6 separate regions of the Homo sapiens genome follow, and all the other regions are linked to region 1. The links are chromatin loops, found by intact Hi-C in ENCODE. Cell type or tissue: endothelial cell of umbilical vein. All regions are shown on one strand.

Evidence for each region. A loop is a pair of places that touch in the nucleus more often than their neighbours do. Peaks named below come from ENCODE experiments on the same cell type or tissue, not always from the same donor. Only the 100,000 strongest peaks of a DNase experiment are listed, where the experiment ranks them.
Region 2: a loop joins it to region 1, with 12 times the contacts of the local background. A loop is called at or near these places in 13 of 110 quality-filtered maps.
Region 3: it touches region 1 in a loop (2.4-fold over the local background); 2 of 110 quality-filtered maps call a loop at or near these places.
Region 4: a loop joins it to region 1, with 4 times the contacts of the local background. A loop is called at or near these places in 13 of 110 quality-filtered maps.
Region 5: it touches region 1 in a loop (4-fold over the local background); 23 of 110 quality-filtered maps call a loop at or near these places.
Region 6: it touches region 1 in a loop (4-fold over the local background); 4 of 110 quality-filtered maps call a loop at or near these places.

Annotation. Positions count from the first base shown.
Region 1 is chr3:114,381,738-114,385,737 of GRCh38, reverse strand. The region is part of intron 8 of ZBTB20 (zinc finger and BTB domain containing 20); the gene reads left to right. The region is part of intron 7 of ZBTB20-AS1 (ZBTB20 antisense RNA 1); the gene reads right to left. Among named protein-coding and RNA genes, the nearest start is that of ZBTB20-AS1, 32 kb to the right of the region's middle. In endothelial cell of umbilical vein, a CTCF peak has its summit at 1,785 (motif pointing left); a DNase peak (open chromatin) is centred at 1,737; H3K4me3 peaks cover 678 bases; H3K27ac peaks cover 973 bases.
Region 2 is chr3:115,691,026-115,695,025 of GRCh38, reverse strand. The region is part of intron 2 of GAP43 (growth associated protein 43); the gene reads right to left. Among named protein-coding and RNA genes, the nearest start is that of GAP43, 70 kb to the right of the region's middle. In endothelial cell of umbilical vein, a CTCF peak has its summit at 1,936 (motif pointing right); a DNase peak (open chromatin) is centred at 1,965.
Region 3 is chr3:114,872,729-114,876,728 of GRCh38, reverse strand. All of the region lies in intron 4 of ZBTB20 (zinc finger and BTB domain containing 20), which reads left to right. ZBTB20-AS3 (ZBTB20 antisense RNA 3) reads right to left here and starts at 3,696. Exons shown (of 3, transcript NR_126422.1): 1 at 3,533-3,696; 2 at 2,607-2,817; 3 at 215-384. In endothelial cell of umbilical vein, no CTCF peak of the experiment used is centred here; a DNase peak (open chromatin) is centred at 2,008.
Region 4 is chr3:114,826,130-114,830,129 of GRCh38, reverse strand. All of the region lies in intron 4 of ZBTB20 (zinc finger and BTB domain containing 20), which reads left to right. Among named protein-coding and RNA genes, the nearest start is that of ZBTB20-AS3, 45 kb to the left of the region's middle. In endothelial cell of umbilical vein, a CTCF peak has its summit at 2,437 (motif pointing left); a DNase peak (open chromatin) is centred at 2,409.
Region 5 is chr3:115,170,926-115,174,925 of GRCh38, reverse strand. No RefSeq gene overlaps it. Among named protein-coding and RNA genes, the nearest start is that of ZBTB20, 26 kb to the right of the region's middle. In endothelial cell of umbilical vein, no CTCF peak of the experiment used is centred here; no DNase peak of the experiment used is centred here.
Region 6 is chr3:115,030,502-115,034,501 of GRCh38, reverse strand. All of the region lies in intron 2 of ZBTB20 (zinc finger and BTB domain containing 20), which reads left to right. Among named protein-coding and RNA genes, the nearest start is that of ZBTB20-AS4, 68 kb to the left of the region's middle. In endothelial cell of umbilical vein, no CTCF peak of the experiment used is centred here; no DNase peak of the experiment used is centred here.

The sequences.
Region 1 (4,000 bases):
GCACCACCATGCCCAGCTAATTTTTGAATTTTTGGTAGAGACAGGATTTCACCATGTTGGCCAGGATTGTCTCGATCACTTGACCTCGTGATCCGCCCGCCTCGACTTCCCAAAGTACTGGGATTACAGGCATGAGCTACCACCCCTTGCCCGGAAATGTCTTCTTAAAGCTAACATGATGAATATCACAGAACTAACAATCCCTATGAGAGGAACTACCATTATTGAGCTCTTACCATGTGCCAGCACAAGGCAAATCACTTTACATGGCTTATCTCATTTGTTCCTCACAATAACCCTAAGCGGTAGGTATTATTATTCCCATTTTACAGATGAGGAAAATGAGGCTCAGAGATGCGGAGTAATCTACCCAGGACATACAGCTAATAGGTAGTGGAGCGCAGTTCCGCTACCACCCTTATTGGGGTGGTTTGTTACCACCTACCCTTTCTCTCCTGCCCAGATACTAAGCCTATTTAATGTATTGTTGGGGAAAAGAGTAGGGAAATTGTTACGACTCCAGTAAGATTGGGGGAGGCATCACTGGTCTAAATTATCATGAGCCAATAGGAGGTTCCAACTAATTTTTTCCTATCTGATAAGTAACAGGCACATTACTTACCAGATAGGAAAAGACCAAGCTGATAAGTAAAAGGCACATTAACGTGCAAGAGAGGGTGGGAGCCCAGTGAAGAGAGAAAATTGGGATAGGGTGAAAGAAGAGAGCACTCTCAACACCCTGGAGACTGCTAAGAGCTCACACAGATAAAATATTTATTTTTCCATATGTTGCAGAAAGCATTGCCATCACTGTATGTGTGCAATATGTGCAAAAGAGTGTGAAATATATACATCAAATGCCGCCGATCTGGTTAATTTCCATGCATTTAACATGCTTAATACCTACCATATCATCAATATGTTTTAATGCATATTTCTTTCCACATACAATATGGTCTAGTTAGGAAAGAGCCAACATCCTCCACAGCCTTACTCACTGCTATGTTTCAGCCTAAAACTTCTTGCTGGGGCCAGCACAATGAGAGTTAAAAACCAGAAGGCTCTGCTGGCTAACTCGGCCGCCAGTCTCCTTAAAACACACTCCCAATTCTTGAAGCAGCCTTTTCTCATAACAGAAATGTTTGCAGTGAGGAGATGAAAATGTTTTTGTTCTCCTTGGACAATTGAGAGATGTTCAGTCAGAATGTCAGAACTGACCGTTGAAAGGCGGGTGCCTGCGGCCACGCTTTTTTGCCTTTTTTTTTTTTCTTTTTTTGAATGCAGAGCTCCACCAGTGTGGCGGGAGGAAGTGCACAATGATTGGTCTGTTTCTCTGTGGAAGTGTTCAGGGTACACCCAGTTTTGCTTTGCATATATTTGCGAAACATCTGCCCTTTTCTTATTCTTAAGTCCTTCCCTGTCACCAGCCCCCTTTTCCTTTTTCCCTGGTTTCTTTCTTTGTTGTTGTTGGCTTGTCTAACTTTTTCATTGGAGCTTTCATTTTCCGGTTGAGGGGCGACTTCATCAGAGTGTATAATTTTAACAGAGAGAGAGGAGGAAGGGGTTGGAGAGAGAGAGAGAGAGAAAATGAGAGAGAGAGAGAGAGAATGAGAGAGAGAGAGAGAGAGAGAGAGAGAATGAGAACTGAAAAGAAAGAGACTGAGAGGCCAGAGCCTGGCAAATCAACCTTTGGCATGGTGACCAGGAGGAAGGTTCTGGTCGGGAGTTCGCCTCTCTGAAATCCGCTGGAGTCAGCCAGTGTGCTGCTGCCCTCTAAAGGCTCCAGGGAATAGTGCATCGCCACAGAGGCTTGAAAAGACTTGCCCTCAGATGTGCCATGTTTATAATTCTTTTTATACAGCCTCAAAATGTATTTTCAACTAATTATGACAGGGCTTATTCTTTCCTCCTTAATAAACTATGAACTGCAAAAATGGGGTCAATTCACAGCACCTGTGCATGTCTAGACGTAAACGGGTGCTATGTTTTAGGGTTTCTCAGCTCCGGAAAAAGGAGTCCGAAGAACCATTAGAGAGGGTGAGACAGGACATGAATTGCTTCTGAGGATGGTGAGCAGTTCTCTATTATCTGGACAGTTGGGAAACAGCCCAGTGGTATAAGGGTAAGTAAAGTGATATAAGACAAATAAGGGGGTGAGCCAAAAAGGTTGAGTTGCTAACATTTCCTGTTTATAGAGGTAGCTCCAATGCCTCTGTGCTATCAATATTCTCCCAAAGTGATCACTGAGGCAACAGGAGGGTGTGATACAAGATGTCAGGTAGGAAACAAGAGCGAATCTAGGGAAGGAAACAAGGGCATTGATATGAAGAACAATATAATTTTTGCAGTGTTAAAAATAAAAGAGTAATATATTGGTGGTTTTGCTATGTCCTTATGTTTGAAAGAAAGCTTTCTTAATTTTCTGAAGCACACATCTGAAAGTATCCTAGGCCCTGTCTATGAATATCAAAAATAAACACTTTTTTCTGCTAGGTGACATATGTCATTACTGTTTTGACCCTATATTTAAATGAATCATGAGGGCCAGCCTAGCCTTACTGAGCAAAATAGTCCTGCTCTTATTAAATACCCCTCACAGACTTAAAGCAAAAGCAGCCAGTCAGGTAGTTTTGCTACCTTGCTGCATAAAAAGTAGGAAACTTAATTGGGATTCAGACTATGACCGTTCTTAAAATACACTTTAATTTCAGCTTCATTTCATTCTGTCCACAATCAATTATTGAATGACAGCTTTGTCTAAGCTACATTGCTTAATAGTATAGACAAGGCAGTAAACTCTGGGAGGGAAGGAACCAGTCCTGTTTTATTCTTTAGCCCATGTTGGCACATCATGGGTACATCATAAATATTTGTAAAATGAATATGTAAATGAATGAATGACAGGAGAGAAGGAAGAAGAAAAGAATAGGTGAACACTAGGAATACTAAAATAACTAAGACATTTCCTTACCTTCAGAGAGCTTACAGTCTCACAAGAGGGATATGCACATAAATAGCCATTATTGAAATAAAATTGAGTGAGTGAAATAAGATTAAGAAAAAAAAGAGCTTAGGCATTTCGGAGAAAGACCTAGGGAGGAATTCACTGTGGGGAGTGAAGTCCTACCTGGCAGAGAGGAATCAAGACAGTTATAAGATGAAGACACCATTTAATAAGTATGAAGGATAATAAGTATGATTTCAACAGGGCAGAGATGAAATATGGGATATTCAAAGTAAGAGAAAACTTGAGCAAAGATGTAGAGCCCAGAATGTAGATTCCCAGGATGTTCTGGAGGATATTCAAGAAATCTGAGGGTACAGTATGGCCAATATACAGGACACATGAGAAAAGTTAGAAGAGATACGGAACTGACCTTGAGTGTCAGGCTAATGTAGTCATCTTAGATTTAGTGAATGCAAAGAAACAGGACTAGAGGAGTGAAAGAGGTTGGAGAGCCAGTTAGTAAACAATCAGCTAGATAAAAAGCAGTAGGTGATTGCAGTGAAATTGGAATGGAAACACAGATGTGAGAAAAAATATGAAGGAAGCAGAACTGTAAGAACTTACTGATGAATTGGCTTTAAGGCAGAGGAAGGTGTATAGTGACCCTGAGGTTTCCAACCTGGTGGTAGACAACAGTGATAGAGATATGGACCTTAGAGAAAGCATTGGTTTTAATAAAGGAGTTGGGCTTTAGCAACTTTGATCTTGGCTACATCTTTAAACTGAAAATCAGAATACCAGCTCCTTCAGGGTCCATGTAGACACTCAAGATTTGGGGGTTACTCCCATAGTCACCATTCAAAAATCAATTGATAAGGTCTTATAATTTGTTGCTTCTCTTGTATTGGCTTCCTCCATACTGAAAAAGATGTCTGAAAGCCTCACCTCTATTCTAATCTTTGCCATGCCATCTCTGCCTCCTGCCCTCTGAAGAAACAGATTTTATTTCACAACCTGTTGGACTGAAAACACAGCATACTAATCATAACACCA
Region 2 (4,000 bases), 1.3 Mb before region 1:
TCAACTGGCATTTTGTCAAACAGAAGTCTTTATCAACTAACACTTCTGCACTACAATAAAAAGTCGCATTTGTATAATGATCCTGAAGCATTTTATGACAATGATTACTATACTTCTAATGTTGTGTATGTTTTATTATATCCCAGATCTTTCCCATTGGAAACCCAATCATGACATGAATAGCAATTATTAATCAAAATATTTGATAAACCAGAATGTTTCATTCCCCAATTAACACTGGATAGCACAAAATTTACTGTAAATGTGCTGTTCCTTTTCTATCTTGAGGATACGCATGTTGAAAAATAAAAAATAATTATGGAAAGGGAGCAGAAATGAGACTCTGATATACTCACTAGCCCTGTGGCCTAAGATAAGTCATTTAAGTTCTCTTGCTTCTGTTTCCTCATTTGTAAAAAAGGGACAGTGATATCCCTCATCATAGGATCATTGTGAAGCTTAAACAAGAAACTCCATGTGGAGCTTTTAGCAGAAAGCCTGGCACAAGATAAGTAAATGTTATCTGTATTTTGATCATCATCGGTATTATTGTTGCTATTGTAATTATTCTATGGCGAGGGCCTAATAAGTGAAGCCAGACCAAAGACTGAGTAATTCAAAGCTATCAAATATGCATTAGGTTGGCTTCACATTTTAATTAAGGCTTGAGTTAATATTAGAAATATAGAGTCACCATTGTCTTTGTGAGGAAAGCCCGATTAATTATAGAAGCTCAATAGACATACAGGGCTTGTGATATATTCATAAGGATTTATTCCAGATAGATGGCTTCGGGGTGGAGCTGGAAAAACAAGCTATGCTTCGATTTCTGGGCTGCCTGTAACAGCAGCGGCAGCCACTCAGGGTTTCAAGAGACGCTCTCACAGCCTCCTGAATGACTGCTCCCCCCTCCCCTGCAAGTGACGGGGACAAATGGCTGCTGTCTCACCACACATCTCCTCTTCCCATCTCCTCCACCCTCCGCCAGCCCACCGGGCACGTGCCAGCAATGAGCTGCCTGCCTCACTGGGATGCTCAACTCCATTAATAAGCCCTGGAAGGCTGATAATTGGGGATTCGTGGAGCCTGCAGTTTTTCAATAAGCCAGGTTGTTATGGAAACCAGCAGCAGACCTCCATGTCCAAATTATTGATCCTAAACAAAATAAAATAAAATAAAAGTGGGGAGCAGGAAAGGATCATTTCAATCCATCCTCTCCCCTGCCCCGCCCCGCCCCAGCCCCCATCATTTTATTTTAGAAGTCCATTACCAATTTGCACACATGAGACTTCACAACTCTTCTCTCTTTCGGTTTCCTTCTCAGCACTCCCCCACCCCTTTCTTAATTACAACTGAATGTTTTTTCACCTCTAGCAGAAAAATCAGCTGAGCAGGGTACCAAAGGCACACCAGAGTAGACACTCTAAATTGAATTTAACACCATAGCATTAATGCTGTTTATTTGAGCCAAGAAAATCAGCAATGAATATCAATGTGCTTTCCTCACCGTTAAAATAAATAATAATAATAATAATAATTTAACAGGATTTTTTTAAATGGTCCCAGAGTCTCCCCGTGGCTCTTAATATGTATTGTTCTCTAGCAAGACGGCCAAGCCACCACCCAAGATGACTAGCCCTGTGTGTTGAAACCAGGGCCCAGCTCTCAAATTGTCAGAGGAAAGGGGGCAGCATTTCCTTGGACTACTTTTAAAAATTAGCTGACAACCTTCTTACAATAAAAATCCAATTACTCCCTTTGGTTAATAAATTCAGGTATGATGCAAAGAAGACACCTGAGAGGGAGGCCTGGAGAGAACACTAAATGAATCCAGCCTGGAGGCTGCAGTGGGCCTGGAATCGCCACCTCCATCTCTATGTTGAAAAGACGAGGACACCATTGTTTCCTGATCAACTTCCCATTTCATCCCAGCAGAGGGCACCAGTGTAATTCTGTTCCCAGCTGTGGAGGCTGAGTGGAAGGCAGGCGTGTCAGGCGTCACTCTCCAGGAAGAAATGACCCCAGGCAAACTGCATAGCAGTGCAATAGGAACAACTATTGTGATTGGGTCCTATTTTGAAGTTAATCCTAAATCAATTTTGATTTTTTGGTCCTTCGAATATGACCAAAAACTCAGTCTACAAGTAGATTGTTAAGTCACTTTAACAGGTATGCTGAAATAATATTAATATCTTTGAACTGAATTCATAAGTGTGGATTGTGCTTTGTGTACACTTCATAGAGACATCAGAGTCATTCTGGGAGCAAAAATAATATGGTGAAGTAAAAACTTTAACCACCCTCTATTTGCTGTTGGACCAAGACTGAAAACTTCCGACCACTTCAAGGTCCAACATACCCTACCTTCTCCTCACTGGCACAAACTACTAAGGCCGGTATCCTCACCAATGCTTCATCATAATGCTCATTTCTTTTCTTCAGACCCTACCCACTATCGTGGTCTCTGAATTCCTTTGCCACAACTACAGACTGCAGTTTGCAAGCAGTCACAGACTTATTTTGTTCTATACTGGTACTGAGTCTTTTTTGTTTCTGTTTTCTTTTAAGAGCCTTACTTTTCTCCCCATCCAGACTGTAACTTCCATGACAACAGATATTCACTTTTATAATCTACATCCCTCACAATGCCTGTGTAGTGTGGAAATTATACGTATTAATAAGTACAAATTAATTGAATGACAGTAGAATACAGTCCTTGCGATATCTGGGTTTATCTCCTCTATTCTGATGCTAACTCATTGTGGGACCATGGCCAGACCATGCAACTGAATCCCAGAACATGCTTCATCGTTCATTAAAACACAGGCACACACAACTTCTCCTGGAGATTGTTCAAGCATAGTGCATCATAATATTTTTGTGCAGTGGTCCCAGTAGAGTATCTGATGAAAGACAAGGTCATTTTGCCAAGAATATCATCCGTATGCACACACAGTATAACATGTTGCAAATAATCTTAGGAGATGAAAGAACCCTCCTGAAGCCCATCCAGTTCCCAGGCTTAGGCAATTTTTAAGTTTCCTTTTAGGTCTAAGACTGTAGGATTGAAATACAAGATGTGACAAGTTATAGCTGGTATCTACCTGGAAAGAGTGTGTTAGCTATTTCCCTTAAGGTATCCCAACCTTTTCTATTGAATCCCTAGATTGCAGTTTCTGAGGGACAAATTACATGAAGCCCAAATTAACCCTAACATCACTACCTGGTAACCTTGGCTGACTTCCAGGCTCAATCATTACTGATAATGTAAGGACTTGGTAATGTTGCTGAGCTACAAGGTAGGCCAAATAGAATAGACTCTGACTCCCAAAAGAGACTGCAAATCATTATGTGTCTCTCTTGCTGGCCATAAATCATGTCCTATTTGCACGTTAATTTCCTTCATAAAATCAGGTGTAGTACCAAAGAAAAAGAAAGTTCCCCAATAGCTTCAGCTGAAAGGAACAGGAACAATGGTGACTTTCTATTAGGCACTTACTGTGTGTTCAATAAAATACCATAATAGACACCTTTTACACATGATCTATTTAATACCGACAACCACCAAGTTCAGCAATGAGGATATTTTATTTCACAATGACAAAGCTGACGCTGAATTAATGGCATAGAGCTGGTTAGGGACTGGACCTTTGATTCAAACATAGATAGGTCCGATTCCAAGATCGCTCTGATATTTCTCCTCCACTGCAGGCCTCCAAGCAAGAGATTTGGCTAAATTCATGTTTGTTGCAATTCTGTCTATTGTTGCAGTATCCACTGAATAATATATTTGTCTTTTGTATTACTTCGAATACAAAATAGTACTCTGAAATACTTTACTTTGGGTCACCAAGAAACCATTGTTCTCTTTATTTGCTGGATGAAGTAATTTCTTCCACTATTTTACCTGTAGGAAGATGACAGATTATCCATGCTTTTACCATCTTCAATTTTAAGATTTGCCCAGAGGGGGCCAGGCGCAGTGGCTCATGCCTGTAAT
Region 3 (4,000 bases), 490 kb before region 1:
ATTCTCTTATGTTGTAGTCCCAAATTAATAGTAATGTACTAGATTTTCTTCTCCTCTCTTGTGAATTTCCAGCAACAGCTTGATTTTAACCTCCACAGAAACACAAATGAGAGCTGTGATGGAAACAATAATTACTAGAGTCCAGTTTTAACTCCAAGTCAAAATTTTAGTCACATTCAGCCCTGAATAAGAAATAAGGCAAAGCATGCAACAGGACTTTATAACTTTTTAATTTTAAGGCATTATAAATATAAATTTTTATTTTATCTTATTTTTTTAGAGATGGGGTCTTGCTCTGTTGCCCAGACAGGAGTGTAGTGGCACCTTCTTAGCTTACTGCAGCCTTGAACTGTTGGGCTCAAGCGATCCTTCTGCCTCAGCCTGCTGAGTATGAGGATGCAAAGGCATAAGAATGACACAATGGACTTTAGGGACCAGGGGGAAAGGGTGTGAGGGATAAAAGACTACAAATTGTGTGCAGTGTATACTGCTCAAGTGATGAGTGCACCAAAATCTCACAAATCACCACTAAAGAACTTACTCATGTAACCAAACACCACCTGTTCCCCAATAACCTATGAGAATAAAAAATTAAAAAAAAAAAAAACAAACTACAGGTGCATGCCACCATACCCCGCTAATTTTAAAAAAAATTTTGTAGAGATGGGGATCTTGCTGTTTTGCCCAGGCTGGTCTTGAACTCCTGGCCTCAAGTGATCTTCCTGCCTTGGCCTCCCAAAGTGCTGGGGTTACAGGTGTGAGCCACTGCACTGAGCCTAAAATTTATTATTCATAATGTATAATATTGTCCATGGTGTGAAATAAAATTTGGGGGATAGGAGATTTAGGGACCTAGAATGGAATACCTCATGTACGTAAAGTGTCTTGCAGTTCACAAAGCACCTTCCTAAATTATTATTTTAATTACAGTTATTGAGGTAGCAGAACTGGTGTTATTATTTTAATTTTGCAGATGAGGGAACTGAGGTTCCAAAAAGTTAAATCACTTAGCCAGGAAATGTCATAGCCAGGTTTTTCTGATAGGTTGTCCAGTTCTTTCCACATGCCTCATTGTCACCCAGAAGCAACACAAGGGAGGGTTATATAGTTCTATATAACTCTCTCTATGCTTCTATACGCATCATATATCTTGTTTTCTAATGTTATTCTAAATATTTTTCATTCACTTGGTTTTATATCCCCATTTTCTCCATTTTAACATGGGTAAAATATGTAAGACCCAAACTGAGGGAGATGTGTATGGGTAAGAAACTGATTATTTTGGTAACTGGTATGGATATGAAAACCATAACGAGTCTGTGGATTGCAAGCATTTTAATTTATTTTCTTGACTTTTGAGTTAAAGAAAAGATTTCAATGTGAAGGTGCAAAATATGCTGCACTGAACTAATCTTGGAGGTAACCAAAGGGCTGTGGGACTAACAGCTTTTGATATTACTTAGTGCTTATTATTGTTATTATTATTATTTCTTTTTAATTATGCAAAGTGCTAATCAGTTTGATTATGCACAGTGCTAATCAGGTTAATTATGCAAAGTGCTAATCAGTTCTTCTTGAAGCACACGAGGAGAGCAGAGGTGCTGGCGGTGAATGGCATAGCTAGATGGGGGTAGTCACGGCAGTCATTCCTTATTAAGATAGGAGTAGACAAGATAGCAAGGGGGATTTATCCATAAAAATAAATAGGAAAAGAAAGAGGACTATGAGCACATGAAAGATTGTAGTTTGGGCAGGACATTGCTTACACATAGAAAGCTCCTCCCCCCTGTAGCATAGTTTGGTTGGATAGTCTCTGCTATATTTTGAAGGCACTCATTTGAAGCCAAAAAGACTGTAGAGGGAAGGAAACAGAGTATTGTATAGCTAGACAAGTTGTCAAAACAACTTATTGTAGTTGGCAAGCACCAATTCCTGGGAGGACAGTAAAGGAAGTAGAATCTAATAGACCTGTACATGAAAAAGGACATCAATAAAGAGAACTGAAAAATTAAGGGAGTGCCATTCTGATAAAATAAACAGGGCCATCTCACTGCTGCATTGTTACTGGGACGGCCGTCTGTGTAGCCTGTTTCCTGAGGTGAACTGAGGGCTGGCTTCTTGGTGCTGGCAGTGGTCTCTATTGAGAGTGGTGATGACGAATATGACAATAAGGGTTTTATGTAATAGCTCCTAGTTGGATCAGCTTTGCTGCTGCTGAAATCAAAGTGAATTTTAATATTAACTTGCAGGTCTGTGCTTATTAAGCTGTGTGACTTCCTGTGAAGATGAGTTTATAGCAATATGTTCATATGTTTTTACAGAACAATCATGATGGTGCTCCCTTAAGAATGCCCTTTGTATTCTGTCCTCCTGTTCTATTCTGTGGTTTGATAAGCTATCAATGAAATGCTGTGATATCTACTTGTTTGAATGTATTCAGAGAGCAAAAAGCATTTCAGGATTGTTTAGTGAATATTCATTTTTTTAAAAAATGTTTTCAGTCCATGAGATTTTTCCTTTACTCTGGAGTTTAAGCAAATGTATACGTTATTTATAAAAGGGAGGGTCTGCTTCCCTCTATATAACCTGACAGAATATTTATTTACCTTTTCTTTTTAAGCCTATGTCTAAGCACAGCTCATCTTCACAAACTGAAGTGGATCTTGATTTCTGGAAATGTCCAAATAATGGTAAGAGTGCTACAGAGGCAAAGTCATTGATGATACCTCCAGAATAGGATGTATTCATAAGTTATTTGTCCAGGCAGTGTTGGTTCTTGGATAAAGACAGGCTTTCAGTTTTCATAATTTCTTTAACCTGGAACAATTTCATTTTAAAATATGAAGAGAATGACATAAATCTTTGGTTTCCAAGGAGAGTCTGGAAAGAAATAGATTGTTAGAGGACAGCGCCCACAAATTGAGAAAGCCTGTTGGGGGCCCTTTGGGAATTTGGCTGGAAAATTATGTTATAAGCAGTCCTTCTGCTCAGCTTCATGGGAACATGGTTTTAGAAATGAAATATTGCTTCTGTGTTCCCCACCCCCCAAAACTAAGACAAAGATGAAATATTCATATTATCCTTTATTTTCAGAACCTTTTGTGTTATTTCTCAATATGTTAAAAAACTTTCCTTAATTCCTTAATGATTCTGCCCAAAGGGTACTTTGTAAATTCTATTCATTGATGGTGTACTAAACTCTTAATTCCTGGTGAAGGCATTTGAAGCCAAAGACCTTGCTACATAAGACATTTATAATGTCACTGGGATGTTTAAAGGAGAAAATCATGTGATCCAAATGGCAAATAAAAATAAATTTAGTAACATCTAACTAAATATGACCAGTTTTCCATTTAATTACATGCTTGCACCCACTTTACACACATTCACATATATGAACCCGTTAATTCCTTCACTAAACCGTGTTATTTGAGCACCTGATTTTTTTTAAGTGCTCACTATGTGCTAGTTATAGTACCATAAACTCTCCTAGATACTGGAGATACAGTTGACCATAAAAGAGACAAGATACCTGGCCTCGTGGAGCTCACTCACACAGGATAACATGATAGTTTCTCATGATATTCAGCCTTAGAAACCAAGCTTTTGTATTTCATTTCTTCTCAGAACTTCTTTTAGCAATCTATATGATTCAATTACTGGGCCTCAGTATCTTCAATTAGTCTCAAAATAAGAGGTAGGACTTGATGGTTCTCAAGGCACCTTCATGTCATTCATATTCACTGTCCTAAAGTCTATTAGTTGATTAGACTATGAAGTGAAATGTATCCATTATTACCATATGAGCAGCCTTGAAATCATACAGAGTTCTTTGGGACTTTGATCTTTTAGGAAATAAGTAATTTCTAGCTAATTCTGTGGACACTACCTCCTTGGATTTAGGCCAAAATTGAATTTAGAAAGGGCGGACTTTGAAATATTCCACAGTTTGAATTTTGGCACTTGCAGTTACTAGCTGAGCAAGTCATAACCAACCACT
Region 4 (4,000 bases), 440 kb before region 1:
GGATTCAGGATGGCATAGGTTAGGGAACGGATGAAACATGCAAGGTCCCTAAAGTCAGTGAGAACATTAATTGTACTTTGTGATGCATACATTTTAATGAGTATGAAAACTCATAGAGATCAGTTGACCTAGACTGTATCGAGGATCATTGCACATAGGAATGCTGTCTGACTTGAAGAGTTAGACAATGAAGAGTAATTTTTCTTATACTGCCTTCTTTTTCTCTGAAATTTCAAGGAAAGTCAACATGAAATTTTGACATGATATACAGATCCTTTATGAAAAACCAAGCAGCACTGGAAACCTTTGCAGTAGAAAGAACACTAGATTAGGAACTGGGGACTCTGAGTAAGACCTGCCATATGCTAACTGCATGGCATGGGATAGCACGCCACTTTTATTCTTTCTTTGTCTTAGTGTTCTAATTGTAAAATAATGAAGTTATACTTGCATCTCCCGTGTAACTTCTACCTAGAATCTTTAGTGAGCTGATTCATAAAACCAGGTGTGAAATTACTTTGTTTCATTCTCTCCAATAGAAAAATTAGAACAGGAAATAGTAGAAACAGTACTTAAGAGGTTATTTTCTATTGGCAATACTTGTTACTCTGCCTTAGCTTGAACTCTCTTTTGCCTATATGAAGATTTATGAAACATTTTATTTAGCTGTGATACAGAGATTAATATAAACGTGGGAAACTCAGACTAAATGTTTTCTTTTTTCCTATCAGCTGGCAAACATTGACCTGTGTTTGAAGAAACTTGAATATATTTGAGAGAAAATGACCTCTCCCACAAATTAATTAAATCTGAGACTAAAATAATTATATCTCTTCATTGATTCCCTTTATTTTCACAGTATCCATGGGAATTTTGCCAGTTCTTCATAGAGTGATTTAAGCTTATTGACAACCCACTTGGATGAAATACAGTTTGAATATATGCTGGTGACTCTGTCCTTTGCAAGTTGAATTGGGGAATAACATACATCAGATAGGATACTTAAGGAGCCCTTTTTGAGAAGCACCATACAGTTTAAGAGCCCAGGTGACTGCTTTATAAGAGATCTGAGACCACTTTAAAGATCCCCAATTTTTCACACTGGTTGCAATCCATGCAGGATGTTGAAAGGAGCTAGAATCCATAAGTGACCAGGCTTATCTTTTTATCAAATAGGCATTTAAAACACATCTTTATGCAGATTCATATATTGTAAAGGGCTACTATTCAGGACCCAAATTTCTAATTTGTCAAAAGCCTCAAGCTGATTTTAAGAGAAACTTAAACTTAATTCAATTAAGGAATAATGAAACTGTAAGTTTAGCCAAATTGGAAGTGCCTTCAAAGACTTAGCATTCCATAGTCAACCTCAGAATTTTACTGTCAACCCTAAAGATGCTAAAACTATTGAGTTTTCAATTATGTGTGATAAGAACATCACCCTGCATAATGGCTAGTAGCCATAATTCTTTACATCCTGAAAGTGAAGAAGAATTTTACTGAGTCACTCATTGCAATTCTTAAGAAAATCACTATGCATTGATATATGCCATTGCCAATATTTTAATGTAGAAATAAATAACCTTCTTAATCTTCTAATAAACAAATAGAAACATTAAAAAGTTAATCACATAACAAAACAATTTCCATGTTTCATTTTCTCTTAAAAACGTAGCAAAAATGGAAAGTATATAAAAAGCGATTATCATTAGAAATAAACAGAATAAGTCATTAAACGTGAATTCCAGAAAGGTGAAACTGCATTTATAGAAAAAATTTCAAACATATGGTGTAGAGATTAAAATTTAATTATATGTCATCCTGTTGGAACGTGTTATAAAAATATGTATGTGCAATAAAGGGTCAAGAAATATTTATTCAGTACTTACTTGGTGCTCAATATTTGATGTCATGAGACATATGAATAATACATATATAAATAATTGAAATTTATTCTATTTGACAATCAGACTTTCTCTACAGATCTTATGGAATAATAATTCTTCCAATAGGTATATAAATTATGAACCTATTATAAGATTAAAATATGTTTGTAAAACATATATTTGCAAAAATAGATTTATCAGTTAATCCCCATTTAATCTTACTTTGATGTATTAGGAAGTTTCTGTGGTTGTTTAATAGAATGTAGACTTTTGGAGACCTCTTAAGATCTCTTACCTGTCTTAAATTTGTGAAACTCACAAGTGTACTATCAGTAGAAACAAGGAAATTACACAGGAAAATAAAAAACCAGGCCCAGGGTCTGCTGGAGATATCTTTTAATTCTATATTGAAGTATTGGATATGGGATCCATGATGGAGTCCAAGTTATACTAGGCAGAATATATTATCTAAGCAATACTTGGTTCTTATTGAAGAACTGAGAAGTCATGAAAGCCCAAGAGCACCCTCTAGTGAAATTTCTGGAGTAGGCTTAAGGGGCTTGCTCTTGACCTTAGCTCTCCCCCTCACATGACCTTTGATCTCCCAAAAGATAGCAGTTATATTTCTAGAATTTGGCTTTATCATCAAATCATTTCCAGATCACAAAGAAGGTGGGCTGCTTGTCAAGTATTACTACTAGTAGATATGCTTAAGCGCTAAGACCTACTATTTCATTGTTCTCATGATTTTTGTTTTTGCTTGCAGTATCAGCCTACCGTGTTAAAATAGTTTCTGGAACTAATATAACTAACGAACTAATGGGAAGCATTACAAGTGTGTAGCTGAATTGTAGTACCTTTGTCCCGGCCTTTACCTTTCTCATGCCTCTGACTTTTGGCTTAAGTACACTATATACAGAAACTGTATTAATACTTGCAATATTCGAGGTCAGGGGTAGCAGGTGAGATTTCCAGTAGAGGTCAAAAATTACAGGAGGAGTAAAAAGTCTTAGTATTCATGGACTTCTGAGTTTTTAGAGAGATGTTTACAAAGCAAGCCTGATCTTAGCTATAAGTTAGTTAAAGCTGTGAGTATAATACTATTCATTTTGATTAGCAACTATTATGTAATACATGAAGCAAGGCAAATTATTAATTGACTTTATAGATAATTTGCTCTAAAATTATGATTGGTAAGGAATTTAGAGATCTAAATCCTCCCACTTTAGGGAAAAAAACCCTTACGCACCTAAATGTTAAGTAGCTTGCTCAGCATGACACAAATATAGCATCAGGGCTACAACATACATACCTTGTTCAATATCCTACAAGAACCTGCTTATTAAGGAGGTTTCAATATTCTTTCACAATTTTATTCTTATTAGTTTTTTGGTTTTTTATGGTTCTAATAACTTATAGACATGTCTTCATACTTACAGGAAAAGAAAATATGTAACTTCCAAGGTCATCTTTTTTCTATCTCTGCTTTCATGTAGGAGGCTTAAGTCACTCTTGTGATTACTATTAAGATGAAGTAAAAAACATAATGCTTTGATATAAATCAAACATTAATTCTTGAAACACTGTGCCACACAGTGTTCACGTTGTGCACTGAAAAAAAGTGGAGGGACCCATATGTCAGACTGATATTCTAGAATTACTGATAACCACCTCTGAGATTCTGTACTTCAAAATTGTTTCTGTTTTTATTAGTACCTACTTCCTAGTGTTCATGGAAGGATTCGGTGAATGAATGCTAATAAAGCATATGGAACATTGTTGGCATTGATTAATTGTTATACTGAATGCTGATGTCTAATTTGAAAAAGGAACAAGACATTTTGGGGATTATCCGGTAGGGGTATGAGCTATGAACTGTATTAAATTTTGTGGGGGGAGATTACAGCCTGATGTCTTTCTTGGGGGAAAAAACCTCTAAGATATTCAAGTTGTTGTTTTCCATTGAAAATGAATGTATAAAAATGACGATTTGGGAAGACATATTACATATTAGGTCAAAAGTGTATGATTCATTTCTCAATTCATTACTATACTCTCAGTCTTGGCTTTAATCTCAACCATACCACCTGTGACCTTAGTATACAACCTTTCCT
Region 5 (4,000 bases), 790 kb before region 1:
TACTGTTTTCATTTCATTGAACTTGTCCTTTGTTCCTGATTTTGCTCTTCTAGTCTTTTTCTGCTTTTTGTGGTTTTAATTAAGCATTTTCTATAATTCCATTTTCTCTTATTTCTTACCCTCTCATCTATATTTTGTTAAAAAAATTTTGGGGGTTGCCCCAGAGTTTACAATCTATATTTACAACTAATCTAAGTCCATTTTTCATCACACTATATAATTTCACGCACAGTGTGGGTACCTTGTAATAAAATAATCCTAATTCTTCCCTTTCATCCCTTGTATTATTGGTTGTATCATTCAGTTCACTTATATGTAAGCATACATAATTACATACCTGAATACATTGTTGATATTCTTATTTTGAACAAACTGTTATATTTAAGATCAATAAAGAATAAAAAATAAAAGTTTTCATTTTACTTTCAGTTATTCCTTTTCTTTTCTGGGCAGGCAGGGGGAGGTGTGGGGATGAAGTCTCGCTCTGTCGCCTAGGCTGGAGTGCAATGGCATGATCTTGGCTCACTGCCACCTCCACCTTCACCTCCCGGGGTTCAAGTGATTCTCCTGTCTCAGGCTCCCGAGTAGCTGGGACTACAGGAGTGTGCCACCAGGTCAGGCTAATTTTTTGTATTTTTAGTAGAGACAGGGTTTCTCCATGCTGCCCAGGCTGGTCTTGAACTCCTGGCCTCAAACAATCCACCCACCTTGGCCTCCCAAAGTGCTAGGATTACAGGTGTGAGTCACCACAACCAGCAGAATATACAATAATGATGTAAAATATTAATAGTAAAGAAAAGTGGGCCAGGCGCAGTGGCTCACACCTATAATCCCAGCACTTTGGGAGGCCGAGGCAGGCGAATCACCTGAGAGTCAGGAGAGCAAGACCAGACTGGTGAACGTGGTGAAACCTTGCCTCTATTAAAAATACAAAATAATTAGCCAGGCATGGTGGTGCATGCCTGTAATCCCAGCTACTTGGGAGGCTGAGGCAGGAGAATGGCTTGAACCCGGGAGGCGGAGGTTGCAGTGAGCCAAGATTGCACCACTGCATGCCAGCCTAGAAGACAGAGCAAGACCCTGTATCAAAAAAAAAAACAAACAAACAACAACAACAACAACAAAAGATGATGATGCATTTGTCACAATTAATGAACCAATACTAATATATTATCTTTGATTGAAGTCAATACTTTATTCAGATTTCCTTAGTTTTAACTAATGTCTTTCTTTTGTTCCAAGATCACATCCAGGATGCCACATTATATTCAGTAGCCATGTCTCCTTAGGCTCCTCTTGGTTGTGGTAGTTTTTCAAACTGTCCTTGGTTTTGATGACCCTGGCAGTTTTAAATATTACTATTCAGGTATTTTGCACAATTTTTCTTGATTGAGATTTGCCTATTTTTTTTTAACAATTAGACTGGGCTAATATTTTTTGGAGGAAGACCACAGAAGAAGTGTGGTATTATCATCACATCACATCAAGGCTACATACTATCAAATATGGTTCATCACTATTGATGTTAACCTCAGTCACCTGGCTTAAGGTGGTATTTGTCAGGTTTCTCCACTGTCAAGTTACATTTTTGGTCTCTTTTTCCAACACTCTAGTTTTTGGAAGAGTTTTCCCTTATGTTTTTTACTGAATACTTTCTATATAAGTGAAGCTTATTGATTTTAGTATTTACATATTATTTAAAGTAACACTAAATTATAAAGAGTAGACAGTCATCAAAACATTTGCCAATTACAAAATATCAATGAGAAATTAGAGTACTACCATTAATAATGCACAAGAAAATATCTTTTTCCAATCTCATTTAAAAAAAATACTTACTTTGCTATTCAGAGCAAATGCCAGATTATGAGACCCACAGAAAGCCACCCTGATCAAAATGTGATTCATTTAGAAGTGCTGATGTATGATAAGAAATATCCTATCCAGCTCCATACCTATTATTGTGGATTATTTTTCACTCTTTACTAAATGTTTTAGTTACTCTCTGTATTCGTTATATATCGCTGCACAAAAAAATTACCCCTTCAATTTAGTGGTTTACACATCAAGCAGTTTCTGTGGATCAGGAATGTGGACATGGCTTAACTGGGTCCTCAGCTTCAGGATCTCTCACAAGGCCACAATCACGGTGTCAGCCAGGGCTATCGTCATTTCATGCTTCAACTGAGTAAGAATCTGCTTCCAAGCTCATTCTGTTTGTTTGCAGGCTTCAGTTCCTTGTGGGCTTTTTAACTCAATAGGAGAGCCTCAGTCCTTTGCTGGGAATTGGCTGGGGTTCACCTTCAGTTCCTAGCCATATGAGTTTCTCCAAAATTGTAGCTTGCTTCATCAATGTGAGCAACCCAAAAAGGCAAGATGGAATGAAAGAGTGCCCACTAGAAAGAGAAAGCTAGCAAGACTGAAGTAGTAGTCTTTCCTAACTTAATTACAGAAATGACAGTCCATCACTCTTACTGAATTCTATCTATTCTGGAAGAGGGTGATTAAGTCCACACCATACTCAAGGGAAAGGGATGACGCCAAGGTGTGACACTGGAAACTATGTCATGAGCTGCCTACCACATTATCCCTGTGATGTTCCTTCCTATGGGAGGATTCTATATCTCTCTCTATTGAACAAAGGAATGACTATGTGACTTGCTTTAAGCTCATGAACTCTGACAAAAATAACACATTTTATAATGTTTTAAGGTATTCAAATGCCCATATTATAAAAATTACCCCAGAGAGGCTGAGACTTCTGGAATGGTGGAGTGAAGAGATTGGCAAATCTTCTCCCCAAAAAGCAAAAATAAAATTGGACACTTGAAAAAAAAACTCCCAACTATCAAAATCAACCAAAGGCATACAAATAACTCAAAAACTTATATTTAAGAAAACTACTGAACCTTGGGTAAGAATGGTGTTATTTAATGGCATTTTAGCCCACACCACCTTAGGGACAGGATGGACCAGGAAAACCATCATCTTTACTGCCAAAGTGGACTGGCTTCATTTGGAGTAGAGTCGGAAGTCCCCATGTCCAGGACATTGTCAAGAACAACAGTGATTTTGGTGACAAATAATTGGGGAGGGATGATATCATAGTTAGCCTTAGGGTGTGATTAAGCTTAGAGCAAACAACAGATTAGCAGAGGAGCCAGAAACTTAATGGGAAAAAATGAAGAATGAGACAGCTTTCCTTATACTAAACACAAAAATTAACTCAAAATGGATCATAAACTCAAATGTAAGAATGAAAACTATAAAACTTCTAGAGAAACACATAATAGAAAATCTTCATGGCGCTGGAATTTCTTGGGTTAGGCAAAGAGTTCTTATATAGAACATCAAAGGCATAATGCATAAAAGAAAAAAATGACACATTGGATTTCATAAAAATTTTAAAAATTCTTGTCCCTCAAAAGACACTTAAGAAAAATGAAAAGACAAGCCACAGACTGGGAGAAGATACCTGTCAATCATAGACTTAATAAAAATGTTATCCAGAATATATAAAGAACTCTTATAATTAAATAAGAAGATAACATACAAAAGAGGCAAAGAATTTGAATAGACATTTCACCAAAGACATGGCTGATAAGTACATGAAAAGAGGCTCAATCACATTAAGTCATTTGAATTAGAAAATGCAAATTAAAACTGTAATGAGAAACCACTTTCTACCTATTAAAATGCCTATAATAAAAAAAGACAAACAAAATAAGCGTTGGTGAAGATATGGAGAAACTGTAACCCACATATGTTGCTGGTAGGAATATAAAATGATTTGTCACTTTGTACATGTTTAACAGTTTCTTAAAAAGTCATAAAAACTTCTGACATGGTACAGCACAGATGAACCTCAAAAACATGCTGAGTGAAAGAAGTCAGACATAAAAGATTACAAATATGTTTTCATTCATATGGAATATCTATAAAAGGCAAATTTTTAGACAGAAAGCAGATTAATTATTTTCTAGGGCTGGGTATAGCAATG
Region 6 (4,000 bases), 650 kb before region 1:
TGTGATACTACTGTATATGGAATTGTTTTCTTAGTTTTCTTTTTAGATTGTTCAGTGTTAGTGTGTAGCAATGTGACTGATTTTTGCGTGATGATTTTTTTTATCCTGCTGCTTTGTTGTATTTATTTATTAGTTCTAACAGGGTTTTTTTTTGGTGGAAATTGTGGAATATGTTTTTTACATATGAGATCATATGATATGTGAACAGAGATAATTTTACTTATTTCTTTCTGATTTGGGTGCCTTTCATTTCTTTTTTTCCTAATTAACTGCTCTGACTAGGACTTTCAGTATTATGTGGAATAGTACTTGCCTTGTTGCTGATCTCAGAGGAAGAGCTTTCAGTATTTTACCCTTGAGTATTATTTTAGCTGTGAGTTTTTAATACATGGATTTTATTATGTTAGGGTTTTTTACTTTTATTCTTAGTTTTTGAGGATTTTTATTATAAAAGGATGTCAGATTTTGTCAAGTAGTTTTTCTGCATTAATCAAGATTATTGTTTTTTCCCTTTATTTTGTTAATGTGGTGTATTATGTTGATGGGTTTACATCTGTTAAAAATCCTTGCATTTCAACGACAAATCCTACTTGGTCATAGGGTAAAATCCTTTTAATATGCTACTGAATTTGGTTTGCTATAATTTGTTAAGGATTTTCAATCCTTGTCAATGCTCATAAGAGATATTGGTCTGTTGTTTTTATTTATTGTGTTTTTGTCTGGTTTTGGCATCAGGGTAATACAGGCCTCATGTAATCAATCAGGGAGTGTTTCCTTCTCTGATTTTTTTGGAAAAGTTTGAGAGGGATTCTTTTTTATTGCTGAATAGTACTTCATTATGTATATATGCCACATCTTCTTTATCTATTCATCTGTTGATGGACACTTCCAAATCTTAGCTATTGTAAACAGTGCTGCAACAAATATAAGAGTGCAGATACCTCTTTGATATACTGATTTCCTTTCTTTTGGGTATATACATACCCAGCAGTGGGATTGCTGGATCATGTGGTAGCTCAATTTTTTGTTTTTTGAGGAAACTTTAGTTGATATTATTCTTTTTAAAAATAATTGGTAGAACTCACCAGTGAAGTCATCAGGTCCAGGACTTTTCTTTATTGGGAGATTTTTGAATATTGATTCAATCTCCTTACAAGTTATATAGGTCTATTCAGATTTTCTATTCCTTTGTGGTTTAGTTATGGTAGGTTTTGTTTTTCTAGGAATTTCTACATTTCAACTAGGTTATCCAATTCGTTGGCCTAGCAATTGCTCATCGTACTCTTTTATAATCATTTTTATTTCTGTAGAATAGTAGTAGTGTTTCCTCTCTCACTTCTGATTTTTGTAATTTGAGTCTTCTCTTTTTTTCTTAGTATATATATCCAAAGGTTTGTCAATCTTATTAATATTTTTGAAGAACCAACTTTTGGTTTTATTGGTTTTATCTTATTTTTCTATTCTGTATTTTACATCTGCTCTAATACGTATTTCTTTCCTTCTGCTAGCTGTGGGTTTAGTTTGTTTTTTTTTTTTTTTTTTTAGTTCCTTAGGTTGTAAAGTTAGGTTCTGATTTGAGGTCTTTTTTGTTGTTTAATGTAAGCATTTATAATTATAAACTTTCCCCTTAGCACTCCTTTTGCTGTGTTTCTTAAGTTTTGATTTGGGATAATACTTTTTCATTCATCTCTGGGTGTTTTCTAATTTCTCTTGTGATTTCTTTTTTGATCCTTTGTTTAAGAGTATGTTGCCTAACTGTTTTCATTTTGTTACTGATTTCTAACTTTATCCCTTTGTGGTCAGAAAGGATACTTTGTATGATATTTGTCTATTTAAATCTATGGAGACTTAATTTGTGGCCTAATATGTGGTCTATCCTGGACACTGGTAATTGCCTTACATACACTTGAGAAGATTGCGTATTCTGTTTTTGTTGGGTGGAGTGTTCCCAGTATGTCTGTTTTATTGTTATTGTTTCTTGTATTACTAAGTAACAAATGAGTTTTACAATTTTCTGTACCTCACAAACCCCCATTTCTCTTCCCAGAAAATATCTATAATATTTTATTCAATTTGTTCTTGTAGTGACTGTGTAATGTAACTTTTCCTGTTTCTTCTCCTTCCTTGTGTCTCCTGCAGCCACACACTTCTCTTTCCTCATTACTCAGGTTTAAAAACATAGGTTTCTTAAAAGATCAATAAAGTGGTTACTTCATTATATATAATCATATCACTCCCTAACACAATATAATTTATTGTGTGCTTACTGTCAAAGCCATTTTATAAAGAAAGCGCAATCTGGACCATATTACATAAAATACGTGCTGTTATGTTGCCTTTCATTTCATGCCAAAAATTCTAGAAAAAAAAATATTTTTAAAGGATTAGGACCACCAGATAAATCTAAGAAGTCATGGTCCTTACCACTGGCTAATTTAGCTCATTTAAACAATTTGAATTTTCCCACTTCCCTTGAAAGCCCAAAGGAAGACAATTTTGTCATGATAGTATGACACTAACTTATCTTTTGATGAGGGTATTAAGAGCAAGCAGTCTGATGTACTCAGGGTTGAATAGCATGCCCCAATTTTTGTTGACTAGTGACCTCTAAAACTTATTACATTTAAGCCCACTTAATATCAAGTCACCTAATGGAAGCACATTTTTTTCCACCAAATCATTTTGTACTAATTCAGTACAATTTTACCCATTTAATATCAATTGACACTAAATGATTTCCTGTGCAATGTCAATTGAAAATCACTGATTTCCTTCTAATACAGCACTTAGTGTCAATTTCTGTGTGTAGCAAAAGCATTTTTTCAATTAACTACACCATATAATTTTTTGTTTTTAGTTGTTTGCATGGACTGTCTGATAATAGTTTTATGAAACAAAGACATAAGAAGGAGAAAAAGATGACTTTCCTTTTTGGCATTAAGTAATTTAAATCTCATGATTTTATTTTCAGTCTATAGGAGGTCAAATAGCTCCTTGGAAAACTTTGAATTATATCAAGCAATGTGGTGGTAAATTGACATTAGCAGTAAATAGAATTCTGTAATTTGGCACGTTGCATATACTAAGCTATATATAGAAAATGTTTTGACTAATAAAAAACATCATAAGTTCCTCCTCTCATGATTTAGTTCAAGAAGATGTACTGTTGAATAATGATTAATGAAAATTATTCTTTCCTTTGTTAGAGGGATGAGCTCACTTAAATATCCTTATGCACTCTTACTAGAAAAGTGGTTTAACATTACCTCCACTAATTCATGAAAACTGGGAAAGCTGTGTGGACTAGCACAGCTAGGAGCAGCACAGCCGAAGCTGTTCTTTTGATTAGATAATATCGGGTTTACTCAGCAAACGCAAATATTTTCTTAATAATCTATACATCTCTTCATCATTCTGGATGATGATGGGTAATGAGGAAATTGGAGTAGATCCTGATTTTCTTAGAAAATTATGAAGGGATGTATGTAAATAAAAACAGAAAATTACTTAAAGCTGTATAGAAAATTTGTGCATATTGAATTTTTATTAAAGTACTAGGGTACTTAGCCAAACACTTTGTAGGATATCTGCCTAGATAAGGCATGACCTCTTCACATAACAGAGATTAACGTCTAATGAGAGAAAAGACTCATAAATGAGAAATCATTTAAAAACAATAAACTTTAAGTGATAAATTGTGGGACACGGTTTGTATATGGTACATATGTTTAGATTTTTAGGAATATCAATATATACCTAGAATACTCTAGGGTGACTCATTGAGCTGTACCCTGAAGGAAGCTTCTGGTTTAACGTGAAAATGAGGACAGAATCATCTCTCATGACGTTAAGTCTTTTTTTTCTTTCAGACTTCTTATACAGTTTGATGCCTCTTGTGTTGTTTGTCTCCCTATTGATGTTAGCTTCATTTTGGAATAATCTTAATTAGAAGACATTTTAGCAATAATTCAAACCAATATTTTCGAATGTGTACTAATTG